2 separate regions of the Homo sapiens genome follow, and region 2 is linked to region 1. The links are chromatin loops, found by intact Hi-C in ENCODE. Cell type or tissue: chondrocyte. All regions are shown on one strand.

The links. Hi-C counts contacts between places; a loop is a spot of excess contacts. Peaks named below come from ENCODE experiments on the same cell type or tissue, not always from the same donor. Only the 100,000 strongest peaks of a DNase experiment are listed, where the experiment ranks them.
Region 2: a loop joins it to region 1, with 7 times the contacts of the local background. A loop is called at or near these places in 13 of 110 quality-filtered maps.

Annotation. Positions count from the first base shown.
Region 1 is chr2:44,389,323-44,397,322 of GRCh38, reverse strand. CAMKMT (calmodulin-lysine N-methyltransferase) reads right to left here. Exons shown (of 11, transcript NM_024766.5): 3 at 7,018-7,082. LOC124905998 (a long non-coding RNA gene) reads right to left here and starts at 7,011. Exons shown (of 3, transcript XR_007086301.1): 1 at 3,795-7,011. In chondrocyte, CTCF peaks have their summits at 4,541, 4,778 (motif pointing left), 7,025 and 7,236 (motif pointing right); no DNase peak of the experiment used is centred here.
Region 2 is chr2:44,040,413-44,048,412 of GRCh38, reverse strand. No RefSeq gene overlaps it. Among named protein-coding and RNA genes, the nearest start is that of LRPPRC, 48 kb to the right of the region's middle. RefSeq lists an enhancer at 4,110-4,159. In chondrocyte, CTCF peaks have their summits at 3,849 and 4,057; a DNase peak (open chromatin) is centred at 4,002.

The sequences.
Region 1 (8,000 bases):
CATTGATGACCTTAAATATTTATTTTGTAACACAACTTATAAATTTTCTATTCCCAAAGCTCAATATTCTGCCACTGACTGACTTTAACCTCTTTGTACTTTCCCAACCTAAGAAAGGGTTAAAATGATTTGATCTCTGATTCCTTATCTCATAAGTGTAATGGGGGACTAATACATTAACATCTAACATGCTGTGAGCTCCTTCAAGAAAAGTATTATTTTAAAACAAAATATTGTGTACTTTTTCTTTTTTTTTTTTTTTTTGAGATGGAGTCTCACTCTGTCGCCTGGGCTGAAGGGCAGTGGTGCAATCTCGGCTCACTGCAACCTTCGCCTCCTGGGTTCAAGCGATTCTACTGCCTCAGCCTCCTGAGTAGCTGAGACTACAGCCTCACGCCACTACGCCCAGCTAATTTTTGTATTTTTAGTAGAGACAGGGTTTCACCATGTTGGCCAGGATGGTCTCGATCTCCTGACCTTGTGATCCGCCCACCTTGGCTTCCCAAAGTGCTGGGATTACAGGTGTGAGCCACAGTTCCCATCCTGGTTCCTTTCTTTCTTTCTTTCTTTTTTTTTTTTTTAGAAAGGTAATCATTAGTTGAAAGATATGGATATTTAAAATTATGAAAGATATAATCAGACTGCCTCTGGAAAAGTAGAATTAATTTACCTACCCCCCTCCACCAACAGTGTATGAGAATACCCAGTTCCCTACAATTTACTGATTACTGCTTAACTTCTTTCATCTTTGCCAACCTGATAAGCAAAAATTATCTCACTTTTAAAAATCATTCCTTCAATTCCTAATAAAATAACCATTTGATGTACATACAGAACATTGCTATTTCTCTTGTGAAATACCTCTTCTTAAATTTTTGGCTACGTTTTTCTCTATCTTACAGGTTTTCAGATTGTCTTTTTATTATGGATTTGTAAGAGCTCTTTATAAAGAAAATACATCTTCATCTGAATATATGTCATAAATAATAATTGCCAGTGTGTAATTTGTATTTCAATTTTTTTGATGCGCTTTTTGAATAAAGGGTCTTTAAATCTTAAATTAGTCAATCTATTAACCTTTAAATTCATGGTGTTTGACTCGCACTTAGAAGGACCTTCTTGATTTCAATATATTAAAATTATTCATCTGAAATATCTAAGAGTGTTATGTTTTTAATTAAATACTTAACCCATATTAAATTTATTTTGGCATATAGTATATAGGAGGGAGTCAGCTTTATTAGTTTCCTAAATTCCTAGGCAATGGTCCCAATACTATTTATTAAAGAATCCATCCTTTCCTCTCTTACTAAAATTGTATCTTCATCATATGTTAAGTCACATATATTTAGGTCTTTGTGAACACTTTATTCTAAAAATATTGATTTATATGTGTATTTCTGCAATAATGCCACACTATTTTAATTGTGTAGCTTTACATTGTTTTCACATAACAAAATAATGTATGATATTAAAACAGAATGGCACATACCAAAAATATCTTCTATCTTGTATTATTTTGAATAACAAAGGTACTGAAAAAATTCAAGAATGAGGCAGATGATATTACTAACCATAAAAAATACAAATACTATTTACAGTTTACTTGGTACTTTCACATTATCTAATATTATGTTCACCTCACTATAAAGTACTTATTGTTTCCTATTCAATTTTACATAAGGAGTTAAGACTTGTACAAAGACTCGTCTACAATTACACAGCTAATAACCCGCAGAGCTAAAACCTGAACTTCATATCCCATGTACCTTCCATAACCACTCTAAATTAAAAACAGAGCAATGACCCATAAAAGCCCAACTTTTTCATTTTTTAATCAAACCACTGTACTGTGTATATGTATATATCTGTATATAAATATAGATATACAATGCATACATGTATATATAATGCATATGTATACACATACACTACATAGATGCATTATATATCTGCATATGTACATGTATACACATATACTACATATATGTATATATGCATATGTATACACACATGCTACATATATGCATTATATAACTACATATACATATACACATACATATGCATTACATATATAGACATCTTTATTTGAATAAGAATAGCATTTTAAAATCCAAGCTGACATTCTTGAAGCTTTGATAATTTCACCAACATTCCAAACCCTAACTTTATAACATAACAACAATGAAACAGAAAAACTAAAAATTTAGACCATATTTCCAAAGAAACTATTACCTTTGGTTTCCTAAATACAAGTAAAAAGTGAAAACATATAATTTTTTTTCCTCTAGAAAAACCAGGAAGATAAATATTTGATTGTCTTTTTTTTACAGGAAAAGTCTTGCTATATTGCCCAGGCTTGCCTCAAATTCTTGGGCTCAAGCAATCATCCAGCCTTAGCCTTCTGAGTAGCTGGGACTACAGGAACATACCTCCACACCTGACTTTTATTTTAATGAGTCTTGCTTTCAATAATAACTGATTACCACCCCAAAAGAGATCAGTTTTAGATACATCACAAACAGACAAACAGATTCTGCTATCAGACCACTAGGAAGCAAAGTCTATAGCTGTGTGCATTAAAAATCCTGGTCAGGTCAGGCACAGTGGCTCTTGCCTATAATCCCAGCACTTTGGGAGGCTGTGGCGGGTAAATCACCTGAGGTCAGCAGTTCGAGACCAGCCTGGCCAACATGGTGAAACTCCGTCTCTACTAAAAAGACAAAAATTAGCTGGACATAGTAGCAGGCGCCTGTAATCCCAGCTACTCGGGAGGCTGAGGCAGGAGAATCACTTGAACCTGGGAGGCAGAGGTTGCAGTGAGCCAAGATTGCACCATTGCACTCTAGCCTGGGGGACAAGAGTGAAACTCCATTAAAAAAAAAAAAAATCCTGGTCAGTCTTAGAATTCACTAGGGAAAACAAAAATCACCACTGTCACATGTACAAGTATATATGGCAGAGGGTCTACAAATTCCTCCAGGAGATAATGTGACACCAACTACCACAGGGTCCTGTCATGGAGCTCAACCAAGAAAAAAAATTTTTTTCAAAGAATAGTAGAGAAGTTTTACCAATACATCCCCCAGACTTAAGCTGCAACATTTGCCAGGAATCCTGCTTCACAATGATATTACTGAAATGATTTAACTGCTGACCTCCTATCCTTTAAAGGATTATATACATTATATTGTACATAGTTTATAATAAATTATACGAAGTACTAACACTTCTGTTCATACTACTCAACAAAGGATGATGTGCTTAAAATGTTCCAATGAATCTACTACAGACCCAAGCATAAGATGAGATGTTATAAACAACAAATAGTTAAATTAGATACTATGGTATCCAAATTTGGATCAAGTAAGCACTGAGAATTACATTTTTAAAAATTCCTTTCAGTAGTGGAACGAAATAACTTTGGAGAAAAGGAAAATGATTTTGGAAGAGACAGCATGGTGCAGCTTCTTTGACCAGAGGTCAGAGGACAAGCTAGAAAGGAGTCCCTGCCCACAGAAAAAGCAGAAGCAAGAAATCTGCTACAATGCTTATAGAGCACTCCCTTGTTACCCAAGGTATCTGAGCGACATATCAAAGGAGACACAGAAGCAGCCAGTACCTCATCTGAGGTGAAAGATGTCATCCTATACTCTTCCCTAGGTAGCTTGTCAGCATGTCTTTCTGGGCACAATGAATCAATAGTAGACACAACCTCCTGACCAAGAAGCTTTGATATCTCAAAAGAAAGTAGGTTCTCAAGTAGTAGAAACCAAATAATGAAATATACATACCTATTCCTAGTTAAAGGTAAGCACTTTCAAAATGGTTTGTTTTCCACCATAGTAAATATAAATATATAAAAAGAAGGTTGGGTCGTATATCACACAGCAATAAATCAATACGCAGACGTGATTCATTCTGTACGAGATTCCTCTTAATTTCTTCCCACAACATTCGAAGAAATTCAAGCAATGAAAAGTTACCTCAAAAATATAAAACACTTTGCAGTTCATACATTTAAAACCACAAAACTTCTATACAAAAAAGTAAATACAAAAAAATTATCTTTTCTAATAGTAAATAAGTTATCTAGAGGTTTATTTTCCAAAATTAAAGAGATTTTTCCACGTCTTTTCACTTAGAGCATAAACCAATTCAGAAGGTAAGACTGATCCTTTCATCTCTGAAAATTTGCAATGAATATAATCATCCCCTGATATTCAAAATGAACTTACAATTGAAATTAATGGTTCTACTAAACCATGACCATACCTTTTTTTACTGTATCTACACATATCAGGTTTTTGTGACTAGAAAATGTTTTAGTTAAGCTGTTTTTTCTATTACTAGGAAGCATTATTAACCTAGAAACAAATTCTTAAAATAAATAGATAATTCCATCTCTTGGTTCTCTCATCTATTAGAAACTTTTTTCCTCATTCTAATTGTCCTTTAACATACTACCATGGTGGTGATTTATGAACTGATACTCTTGTATGGAACTTTCACTCTCTATCAAAAGTACTTCTTTATTTAAAGCTAGAAGTAGAAAAATTAAACTGATATTTTTAAAAATTAAAAAATCGGCCAGGAAAAATCTATTTTTTTGTATTTTTGAATTACTGAATATATTAAATATATTATAAATGAATCAAATAGAAATGTTTAGACACATCTTTATATGTCTACATGGTAAAAGCTTAGGGTTATTATTTGAGCTATTTATCCTAATTATATTGGGCTATGACAAAGAATTATGATTGTGGCGCCCTCTGCTGGGTTTTCTAGTCACAAACTCAATATCACTATTGGCATAATAAAATCAAATTTTTGAGGCATCAAGTGAAAAATCACTTTTTCAGTCCATGGTTACTTTACGTCCAAGATTATATAAAAGTCATAATCAATATTTACTTTATTGGAACAGGACTTTACCAATTTATCATTAAATGAAACATCTATATAGATTTTTCTGTTAAAATAAAAAGTAAACATAAAAGGTACACAAAACAACATATTTTAAGAGGTCTTATTTTTGTCACCACTTCTATCACTCAGCAATATATCCAGGTTTTTAAGGCAACATTTATAATGAGGCATTTTAATAAACAGCTATTTTGCTAATTTTATCTAATTTTTCTGCCCTGTTAGTTCAATTAAAATAGTATAAGACAGAATAATCCTAATAATATTATCTTCTTTATTAGGAAAAAACCAAAAGAGGTTATATAGGTACTCATCGCCAGTAATAATTAATAACTTTTATTGCATATCAACTCTCAGCCATGCAGTATGTACGTACTTTCTTTATAACACAGCCAGCCCTAAGAGATGAAAACAGTTGAGGTTCATAGAGATGATACAAATTGCTCAAGATGAATTTCAGAGCCAGAAGTCAAATGCAGGTGAGTATCATTCCAAAGTCTTAAACCTTTCTACCAAACAAGAGACAACAGTGAAAAAACACCCTGAATATGCAATATTTCCGTTTGTTCATGCAACAACAACACGGGGTATGGAACAAGTTGATGGGAAAAAATGTTAGAGAAGGCTAAGACAGTCATTCATGCCTAAAATAATAATTGATGCCTTTAGGAAATTATTTTTATTTTACATAATGCTGTCAGCTAGTGGCCCTATTTCATACGGAGCCAACTGGGAACAATACTTGACTTTTACATTACTGAATCAAAAATTCCACATTTAACATTCTAGAATCATTTTCTGAAATTACATATGTTTAAGCCTGACTCAATGATATTTAACATTACCCCAGAACTAAAAGAGTATGTATCCTCAACCATCATTGGTATGCTTTGCCCAGTCCTTGCCTAGACCTAATAAAAATATGAGATACACCTAAGTGGGAGAGAATTCACTAAATGCCAACATGGAAAAACTAAAAGGCATTCGGGTTCAAGTTGGTGTTTGGAAAATTTAAAAAAAAAGAAAGAAACTAAAAGGCACATCAGTCACTATCCATAAAAAAGAAACCTACATTATTTTAGGTATTTAGGATAATTTAAGGACATTTATAGATTCCTTAGTGAACCACAAATATTTTTCTATAAAATCAAAAGCTTATCATAATGTGGACATAAGAACAAAAGTGTTGTCTGAGTATTACTGAACACAATTCTATGCAAATCTATTTATTTGATAAAACTGCATTGTTAAGCCAAAGACACTACCTAAATTCAGCCAAAAGTTAACAGTTCTGAAATTTTCTTTGAGAAAAAGAGTATGAGTACTATTTTTACATTTAAAATGCTCATATTTCATTGACAATTCACTATCTTAAGAGAAATGTCCTATACAAAAAACATAAAAAGTCCATAGCTCCTATGATGGTATGCTGTTTAACTCAGTGACATAAAGGTATTCTTGGCTGATGTCTTTCATCACATGAAATTAATTACAAGAATTATAAGAAATATTTAAGTGATTTTCTCAGTGGACAAATCTATCACCAATTAATCAGAAGCTTTGATGAAAAGGCAATATATTCTGTAATATTGTAATACTGCATCAAACAAAAACACTCTGGTATTAATGTATAGTAGCATCAAGAAAAATATGTTCTGGGTTTATTCTACAGTGAAAGTAAAGAAGCAGGGAATGGCAAAGAAAGCACCCGAAACAAAGCAAAGAAGGAAGAAACAGCCCCACTACTGAATTAACTGAGGTCAAAATGGAAACAAAAATAAAAGGGACAGTACTTCAGTGTCCAGTGTTCTTTCTGACCTACTCTCTCCATCTCCCTCTCTCTCTCCCTCCCCCACCTCCCCCCCACACACACACACCTGCGAAGTTTAGAAACTGCAGTATCCCATTTTGTCGGTGTACCTTATACAAGGCTTATTTTGCAGCTAAAGACAGTCAAACTTTCTATTATATATACATATATGCATACATTTAGTGAGTATAATAAATATTAGTGAGAAGAAAACATCAACTATAAATTCACTTTGTAAAACACTAAATATATTTCTATAGAGTGAATGTATAACTTACAAACATTTCCTGTATTGTCAAAGCTGGTAAGGACATCTTCAACATTCAAGGATCCACTATTATGCCTAGAAAGGAGTAAAGCGTTTGCTTTAATGATTCTGAAATGTTAACATTTTTAGTATTCAAAAAAGCTGAGACTGAGACTGTATATTATGGTATACCCAATAGCAATAAATTATTCCATGCTATATTTTAAGAATATTTTCTGCCCACTAGAGGGAGAAGGAAAGAAATAACAGTATGGTCCTCAGAATATTTAACATAATGACTTTTTAAATGATTAATCTACATCTTAAAGTACTAACAAATAATATTTACTTGTTGGGTTTTCATTATGTAAAGGGAAGTTCTTAACCTTTTTAAAGCCAAAAACCCACACAGTATACTTAGAGAATCAAGCTGAAAAATCATCACCTTCCAGAACCACACTCAACAATACATAAATTTACTCTATAACAGCACAAAAAATTCAGAACTTCAGTCACAAAGAAATAGCCAATCTTCAGGTCTGCTATTCCATCTACAGACAGTTATGAATGTCAGGGAGCAAAGTTTTTGTATCTTTTGCCCACTAATCTTAATTCTAATGCCTTTAATTCTAATCCCGCTTCAGTTAACAACTCTTTTAAATATTTGACTTGACACTGATATTTTATTAATACCTATGAAAAATACTATTTGTTATATACAAATAGACTCAATTGTGCAATAGGTCATAGAGTTTGAGTTTCTCAGGGGAAAAAAAAAATTAGTGCTAATCCATCTACAATCCTCTACATTCTCTCCCATATAATTTACAGCTGAAGTTCTTTAGAATGTTATAAAAGTTTGTAATAACCATTGATAATTCATAAAAATTTACTTCAACATTCACTTTGTCATTTAAAACTTGTCATAAGTGATATATAGAATTACGGACTGAAGTGTGCCTCCCACTTTCCCCAAATTCTTATGCTGAAGCCCTAACCCTGGTACCTCGAAAG
Region 2 (8,000 bases), 350 kb after region 1:
GCTTCCCAAAGTGCTGGGATTACAAGTGTGAGCCACAGTGCCTGGCCTCTATGGGACATGTTTTTAAATGAACTACATGGCTTTGATATATTTGGGAAAACCTATTGGACAATATGATCGGTCCTGTGTGACCTTCAGTAGGTCCTTTCCCCATTGTGGGTCTCAACAACTGATATGGTTCGGCTACATCCCCACCCAAGTCTCATCTTGAATTGTAGCTCCCATAATTCCCACGTGTTGTGGGAGGGACTCACTGGGAGATAATAGAATCATGGGGCTGGTTTCCCCCATACTGTTCTCATGGTAGTAAACAAGTCTCACAAGATCTGATGATCTTATAAGGAATTTTCCCCTTTTGTTTGGCTCTCATTATCTCTTGTCTGCCGCCATATAAGATGTGCCTTTCACCTTCCACCATGACTGTGAGGCCTCCCCACCCACGTGGAGCTGTGAGTACATTAAACTTCTTTTTCTCTATAAATTACCCAGTCTTGGGTATGTCTTTCTCAGCAGCATGAAAACGGACTAATGCAACAACTTTATGAAGAAAGTGGGGGAGTTATTTTGATGATCTCTAAGCTTTTCGAGATTTGTTCTTTTTCCTTAGGGACCCAAGTATTACTAAAACTAAAGTGCAACCTCCCAACTCTGCTACCCGTGCACACATGGTTGGAGCTGCAAGACCAGGTTTTCCTCCATCCCTTTCCCTGAGTGAGGAATATGGTGAGAAGGAGGGAAAGGGCATTGGGGGTGGGAGCGTGGTCACTTCTCTAAATCCAGGACCAAGAGACCAAGGGCACTGAGAGGCAGAGCCAAGGCCCATTCTTTGTTTCCTCATCTGAGCCAGGCTAAGTTGGTGGAAATTGGGGGCAGAGGAGAGAGGATGGACAAAGGGGACATCTGAATTTTATCCCCCTTTCCCTGATTTCCTTCTTGCAGGTCTGTGCCAGGCGGGAGACAGTCTGTGGATGATGGTCTCACCTCTACATGTGCTCCTGTTGGGGAATTTCTCTCTTTTTCCCAATGATATCTTACTGTGACATTTACGGGAGGAGAGAAATGGTCTCTGGAAGCATAAGGAAAGGGAGGGTCTGACTGTGCCCCAGAAATGTCCTGTGGCTACGTGTCCAGGAGAGCAGGTTCTCAGTTTTAGCTTTCTCCATCCATCCTCCCCCTTCACTCTCAGTGTGCTCCAGAAGTTCCACCTTAGGCCAGGTACGGTGGCTCATGCCTGTAATCCCAGCACTTTGGGAGGCCGAGGTGGGTAGATTAACTGAGGTCAGGAATTCAAGACCAGCCTGACCAACATGGTGAAACTCTGTCTCTACTAAAAAAAAATACAAAAATTAGCTGGGCATGGTGGTGGGTGCCTGTAATCCCAGATACTTGGGAGGCTGAGGCAGGAGAATCGCTTGAATCCGGGAGGCGGAGGTTGCAGTGAGCTGAGATTGCACCTTTACACTCCAGTCTGGGCAACAGAGTGAGACTCTGTCTCAAAAAAAAAAAAAAAAAAGAATTTCCACTTTAAAGAGAGTCAATTACTTTTAGTCAGTTCTCAAAAGACCAAATCCTACCACTTAAATGTGACCCAGGTAGGAGAGAGACATTGCCTTGATTTTCACAGCTTTCCCCTGGCTCATCTCTGACCCCAAGGTGCTCTGTGTTCACTGGGCTGATTTTGCTTCAAAGTTTCAGCTTCTCTTTGTCGTTTCCTCAGCCAGCCCTGTGCCCTCCCTCTTTTCGTCCCATCTCCTCAGTCCCCCCGTTGTGTAGCCTTTACACAGTCTTCTCTGGTCTAATCTAATCTCCAACAAGCTGCCTCTTTTGCTCCTTTCTCTCTCCACAAACCTAATATATCTTGATGTGTCAACCTTTGGGCCACTGAGGCTGTGCTGACCTCTTCGGGGAGCTTGGCTTTTGTCCTACTAGGTAACCCCCTCTCCTGGGAGCTGTACCAACCTATTTTTCATCACATTTGAGCCTGGTTTTCTAAAAAAAAAAAAAAACCTAGACAGGCAGGCAGCCCACGCTGACTAAAGCTATGAACATCTCTCCTTTCTTAAGGGGTCTTTCTCCCTCCTCTCTGCCTGTCTGGCAAGAGCCAGCAGCCAGAGGTGGGGGTGGAAACCTCAGTTACCATCACATCAGCTGGATAATAGTTCTATAGATGCTGGACATGCCGACAAAGGGGCAAAGTATTCTGTATCATAGCATTTTTATTATATTCTATTATAATCATGTATCTTTCTATCATAATCAGGTATCATGCATAATCATGTAGCTGTCATATTTGTCTTAGTTTGCTAGGACTGCCCTAACAACATACTACAGTCTTGGGGGAGGGGGAATGCTTAAGCAACAGATACTTATTTGCTCACAGTTCTGGAGGCTGGAAGTCCAACGTTGAGGTGTCAGCAGGTTTGGTTTCTTCCGAGACCTCCACTCGTGGCTTGCAAATGTTGACCCGATTGCTGTCTCCTCACTTGGTCTTTCCTCTGTGTGTGATTCTGTGGTATCTTTTAGTCCAAATTTCCTCTTACAAGGACATCAGTCAGACTGGATTAGGCCACCTTCTAATGGCCCCACTTTAACTAAAGGCCCTGTCTCCAAATACCATCACATTCTGAGATACTGGGAGTACCTCAAATTTCCCAGTAGAAAATTTATAGGGGACAGAGTTCAGCCCATAACAATATTATTCCCCAATTCCATCATCGACTTACACTGAAGTCAGAGCAAAAAAGATCAGTCTCAAATTGCAGTGTGTGGGATTTCAGCTAGATGTAAGAAAGGTTCAGGCACTCCCAAATGGAGACCCTGGGAGTGGGATCTCAAATGGGAGAGGGGAAGGAGGGTAAAGATGAAAGCAGGCATCCTAGAAAACATAATACATTTCCAATTAGTTGATACCCTTTCTAAAAGGAGGAGGCTAAGCCAGATGATTTCTGGATCCCAACATTAATTTATTCAATCAATCACTCATTTAGCAGACATTCACTGAGCCTCACCACGCAGCAGGCACAGGAATCCAGAAGCAAGTCCTTGAAGGTTCTTGCCCTTTAGAGAACTTGTACTTATTGGTAAACCCTGGGTAGGATGGGAGGAGGGCAGGGGCAGCCAAAAGAAGAAGGGTGAAGAATGCTCTGAGGCGTGAACATTAATGAAAACACAGACCCCAAGCCCAGTGGTCAGCCCAGGCTTGTACATTTCTTTCCTGGCACTTAGCAGTGTTTCCTGGCACTCAGCAGTGCCCACACCCAGAGTAGAACCCTCTGTTTTTTTTTTTTTTGTTTTTTTTGTTTTTTTTTTTTGAGACAGTCTCGCTCTGTCATCCAGGCTGGAGTGCAGTGGCATGATCTTGGCTCACTGCAACCTCCGCCTCCCAGGTTCAAGTGATTCTCCTGCCTCAGCCTCCCGAGTAGCTGGGACTACAGGTGCGCACCACTACACCCCGCTATTTTTTTTTCTATTTTTTTTTTTTGGTATTTTTACTAGAGACAGGGTTACGCCATGTTGGCCAGGCTGGTCTAGAACTCCTGACCTCAGGTGATCTGCCCGCCTCGGCCTCCCAGAGTGCTGGGATTACAGGCATGAGCCACCACACCCCACCAGACCCTCTATTTGATAATAGGTTGCATAAAGCGTAACCTCAAGTTTCAGACATCCTGAAAGACCTCGAACCTTGGGCCAGCCCAAGAAAGCTGGAGACATTTCTCACCCCCATACGGGGACAGGCAGGTGGGAGGAGGGTGTGGCTGGCAGCCCAGTGGAGTCACCATAGCCACAAACCATGAGGTTTGGGATCAAGTGGGCCCTAACCCTGATCCCACTGCAGCTGCAGGAGACAGGCAGGCGTTCCCTGTTCTCACATCAGACACTTCTGGGGCCTTCCACTGAGGATCGGTCACACCCTCCCTGGGGAGCCCACTGGAGGCCCCTGGGAACTGCTCAGGAGTGTGTGGCTACTGCCAGCAGAGGCCGGGCTGCCAGGGCTGGCTGCTTCCCTCTAGAAGGAGCCGGAAGCTTCCATCTAGAAGGTGAGCCTGCCATCTAGCGTCCCAGTCTGGGCCGCGCAGGGACAAAGGAGCTTTCCCTGCACTGTCGTGTTGGTCACATTCAGCCCCACGGCATATTTAACTGCTGCCCACCTTCTCCCCACCATCGTGAGGTGAGAGCAAACCACCCTCGTTTCAGGGTGAATTTGATTTTTAGAAACAGCTGAAAGTCGTTCTAAGCCAAATGGTTATTGGTGGGAATTCAAAGAGTTTCCCCTGTGGCTTACAACTGTCTAAAGGCAGGTGACTATTTTCAAGTATTTATATATATATATATATATATATATATATATATATATATATATTACATATAATAATATCTATTATATTATATATTAATTATTAACTCTAATATATATATTAGAGTTTCGGGAGCAATTAAAAGTCTCATTGTTTTCATGCCAACAGTGTATACCATGGAACTCAATGTTTTCATACAGAACTTAAAGTACATCTTCCTCTTAGAAATGAGTGTAAGTGCTATCTTTTCCATGCAGACCTAACTTCTACAGGAGAGGAAGAATGGTCTGATTTATTCGGCTGCTGAGGGGAGAGTTATCCACACTGAGCCGGGGATGGAGCCTGGGATAGAGTTAATAATCGAGATATATATAAATAAAATATATCCTGGACCTTCGGAGTTAAGCATTTAATCCAGCAATTGGGCCCTGCCTTTGGGACTGTTTGTCCCAGGGCTTTTTGGGGAAGACTTAGATCTAGGAAAGGGCTAATGGAGGGACATGGAACAGGAGATCAGCTCTGTCCCTGCTCCTCAAAGAAGGGCAACTGCAGGAGGTATGCAGCCCAGTGCCCAAGCCAAGGGTGGCAAAGGACGTGGAGCTCATCTGAGGATACAGGGAAAAGCACCAGAAAGTCAAAGCCACAGTCCCAGATATTTGTTTCTGGTGTGAGTGGCTGAATGCTGCTGCTTCCCTGGAGAAGAGCAGAAATCCAGGGCCCCAGAATGAGCCTGACCGGGGTAGGGTAAGGGGGTGGACAAAGGGAGCCCTCCCCAAACTAATGATGATCTCTGGAGATCAGGCCTCAGTTCCTGAGCAGCCTTGAGTTCCCTGTGTCCTGGGAAGGCCTTGCTGCTACTCCTAGAGCCCCTTTTTTCCTGGAGCAAAGGGTAGACCCCTCTACTAGGATCCTTGCTGACTTCCACCTTATCTGAGCACAAAGAGTTGCCTTCGGTTAGAGACTAGGATTTAGGTGTGGCCACTTTGGGGAGGGTGGATTAATCTTTTTAACATGGAAAGAGGCCAAGAAAACAGGGCCCTCATTTGGCCTTGAGAGCCTGGCAACTCCACTATTCCCTTTGATTAGCAAAATTCTAGAGCTCGAAGAATACCAGATAATATATGCAGAAGGAAGAAAAAAAATTTTTTTTTTTTGAGGCAGAGTCTCACTCTGTCGCCAGGCTGGAGTGCAGTGGCACGATCTTGGCTCACTGCAACCTCTGCCTCCTGAGTTCAAGTGATTCTCCTGCCTCAGCCTCCCGAGTAGCTGGGACTATAGGCGCGTGCCAACACACCCAGCTAATTTTTGTATTTTTAGTAGAGATGGGATTTCACCATGTTGGCCAGGATGGTCTCGATCTCTTGACCTCGTGATCCGCCTGCCTCAGCCTCCCAAAGTGCTGGATTTACAGGCATGAGCCACCGTGCCTGGCCTGAAAAAAATTTTTTTAAATCACTAAGACTTGAAATGACATAATGGACTTAGGTCACAATCAACAAATGCTAAAATCATCAGGTGAAAGGTTAATGGAGAACTTTATGGGATGATGCTACCTAAACCCATTGATCAATCCTATTAGTATTAAAAGTGAAAAAAAAGATATTAATATTATATGTCTCACAGTAATGCCACCCTAGAAAGTATAGGTGCCTAAAAACATTGACCTTGAATCTAATCAAGGCCCAGATATAACTATCAGTTTACAGAAAATATGGAGGATGGAAGAATATGTTAACCACTCCACAGTGAAGCAGACAGATACGGAACTTAAGACATTATACAGAACAAATTACCTGATTCCCTGTCAAATCAGTGACAAGGGTGAACTGCTTCAGAATAAAAGAAACGAAAAAGACACAACCATATGCAATATGTGGAGTTTTAAAAAACAACTGAAAAAAGATGTCTTTGAGATAATCAGGTAATTTGAATATGGATTGAGTTTAGATGATATTGAGGAATTGTTCTTTTTTTTAAGTAAACAATGACATTGTGAAATGTATTAAAAAGTCTTATCAATTACAGATTAAAACTTAAGTGTTCCAAACGAAATGTCAAACTACCTAATATTTGCTTTAATATACACTAGAAGGAAAAAAGAGTTGGGGGAGAGGAAGCAAGATTGGCCAAATGTTGATAATGATTGAGGCTGGGTGATGGATACATGGAGATTCTTTTTATTCTGATTTTTTGAGTATATTTAGAAATTTCCATAACACACACACACACACACACACACACACACACACACACACACACTCTTCATGGTGCCCTTGACCCTCATGCAGATCATGGTTATTTCATATTATGTAAAATTCAGCCTCAGTCTGGTGTCTGAGAATAGGAAGACTTATAGAGAAGAGGCAAGAAATATCTTTGGGGAAGTTTGGGAGATTCCTTCCTTCAAACACTTTAGATTTGAAAAGACAACTGCGAGAACAGAGAAACGAAGGCACGTGTCGCACTGACACACCCACAGAGGCACATGCAAAATCACACACACATAACCTGACCCTCACACAGACCCTAGCACACCCACCAGGACCTGTGAGAGTGTCCAAATGCCCACAGGGCATGAGAACACATTCTCTTCCCAGCCGGTGCTGAAATATAAATCCAAATAAAATCAAATGAGGGCCTGGCGTGATGGCTCACACCTGTAATTCCACTTTGGCAGGAATGCCACTCCACTTTGGGAGGCTGAGGTGGGCGGACCACTTGAGGTCAGGAGTTCGAGACCAGCCTGGGCAACCCTGTCTCTACTAGATATACAAAAGTTAGCCGGGCATGGTGGTAGGTGCCTGTAATCCCCACTACTTGGGAGGCTGAGGCAGGAGAATCACTTGAACCTGGGAGGCAGAGGTTGCAGTGAGCTGAGATCGCACCACTGCACTCCAGCCTGGGTGACAGAGGGAGACTCTGTCTCAAAAACAAACAAACAAATAAATAAACAAATGAATTCAGTAGCACTGAATATTAACGCATGGCTATATAGAGGAAATGAAATGAAAACAAAACGCTCAAAAATCATCCTAGGATTCCTGGAACATCTGTATTTACTTGAGGATAAAGTTTAAGGTTATCTCAAAAAAAAGCATCAAAAGAAAAAAAGATGATAGTATTTGGCTTTCTTGTCCTTCATTCATCTCACACCTCACATTTCTCCTAGGAGTGCTCATCTAAACTAAGCCTCACTCAGTGCCTACATACTAAATCACCCCCAATTCTTTCTCTCTAGCTCACGCCCTCTCCTAAGCTGTAGACTGGTGTATCCAACTGCCTACTGGACATTTCTTCTTGGATGTTTTATCGTAGTTAGGGTACAGGCTAAGCTTATTTCTAAAATTCAGAGATAGGCGGCCCAGGGCAAGTTAGATGACACTGCTGTCCTCAACTTGTGCTTCTCCTCTCTAGGCCCAAGGTGGCTGCGTTAGTTCTGATTTATCTTTCAACCAGTGGAAAGGAAAAAAGGGTCAAGGGAGCTTGTGCCTACTTCTTCTAAGGGCAAAGCATACATTGCTTTTTCTTACATCCCATTGGCCAGAGTTTGGTCACATGGCCACACTTACTGTAAGGGACGCTGGGAAGTAAAGTCTTTAGCTGACTGGCCATGTGCAGTTAAAACCATTGTTATAGAAAAAGGGCAGGAAGGTATTGAGGGATAATGGGATGTCTACTATATCCCTCAGATATCACAAACTGAAT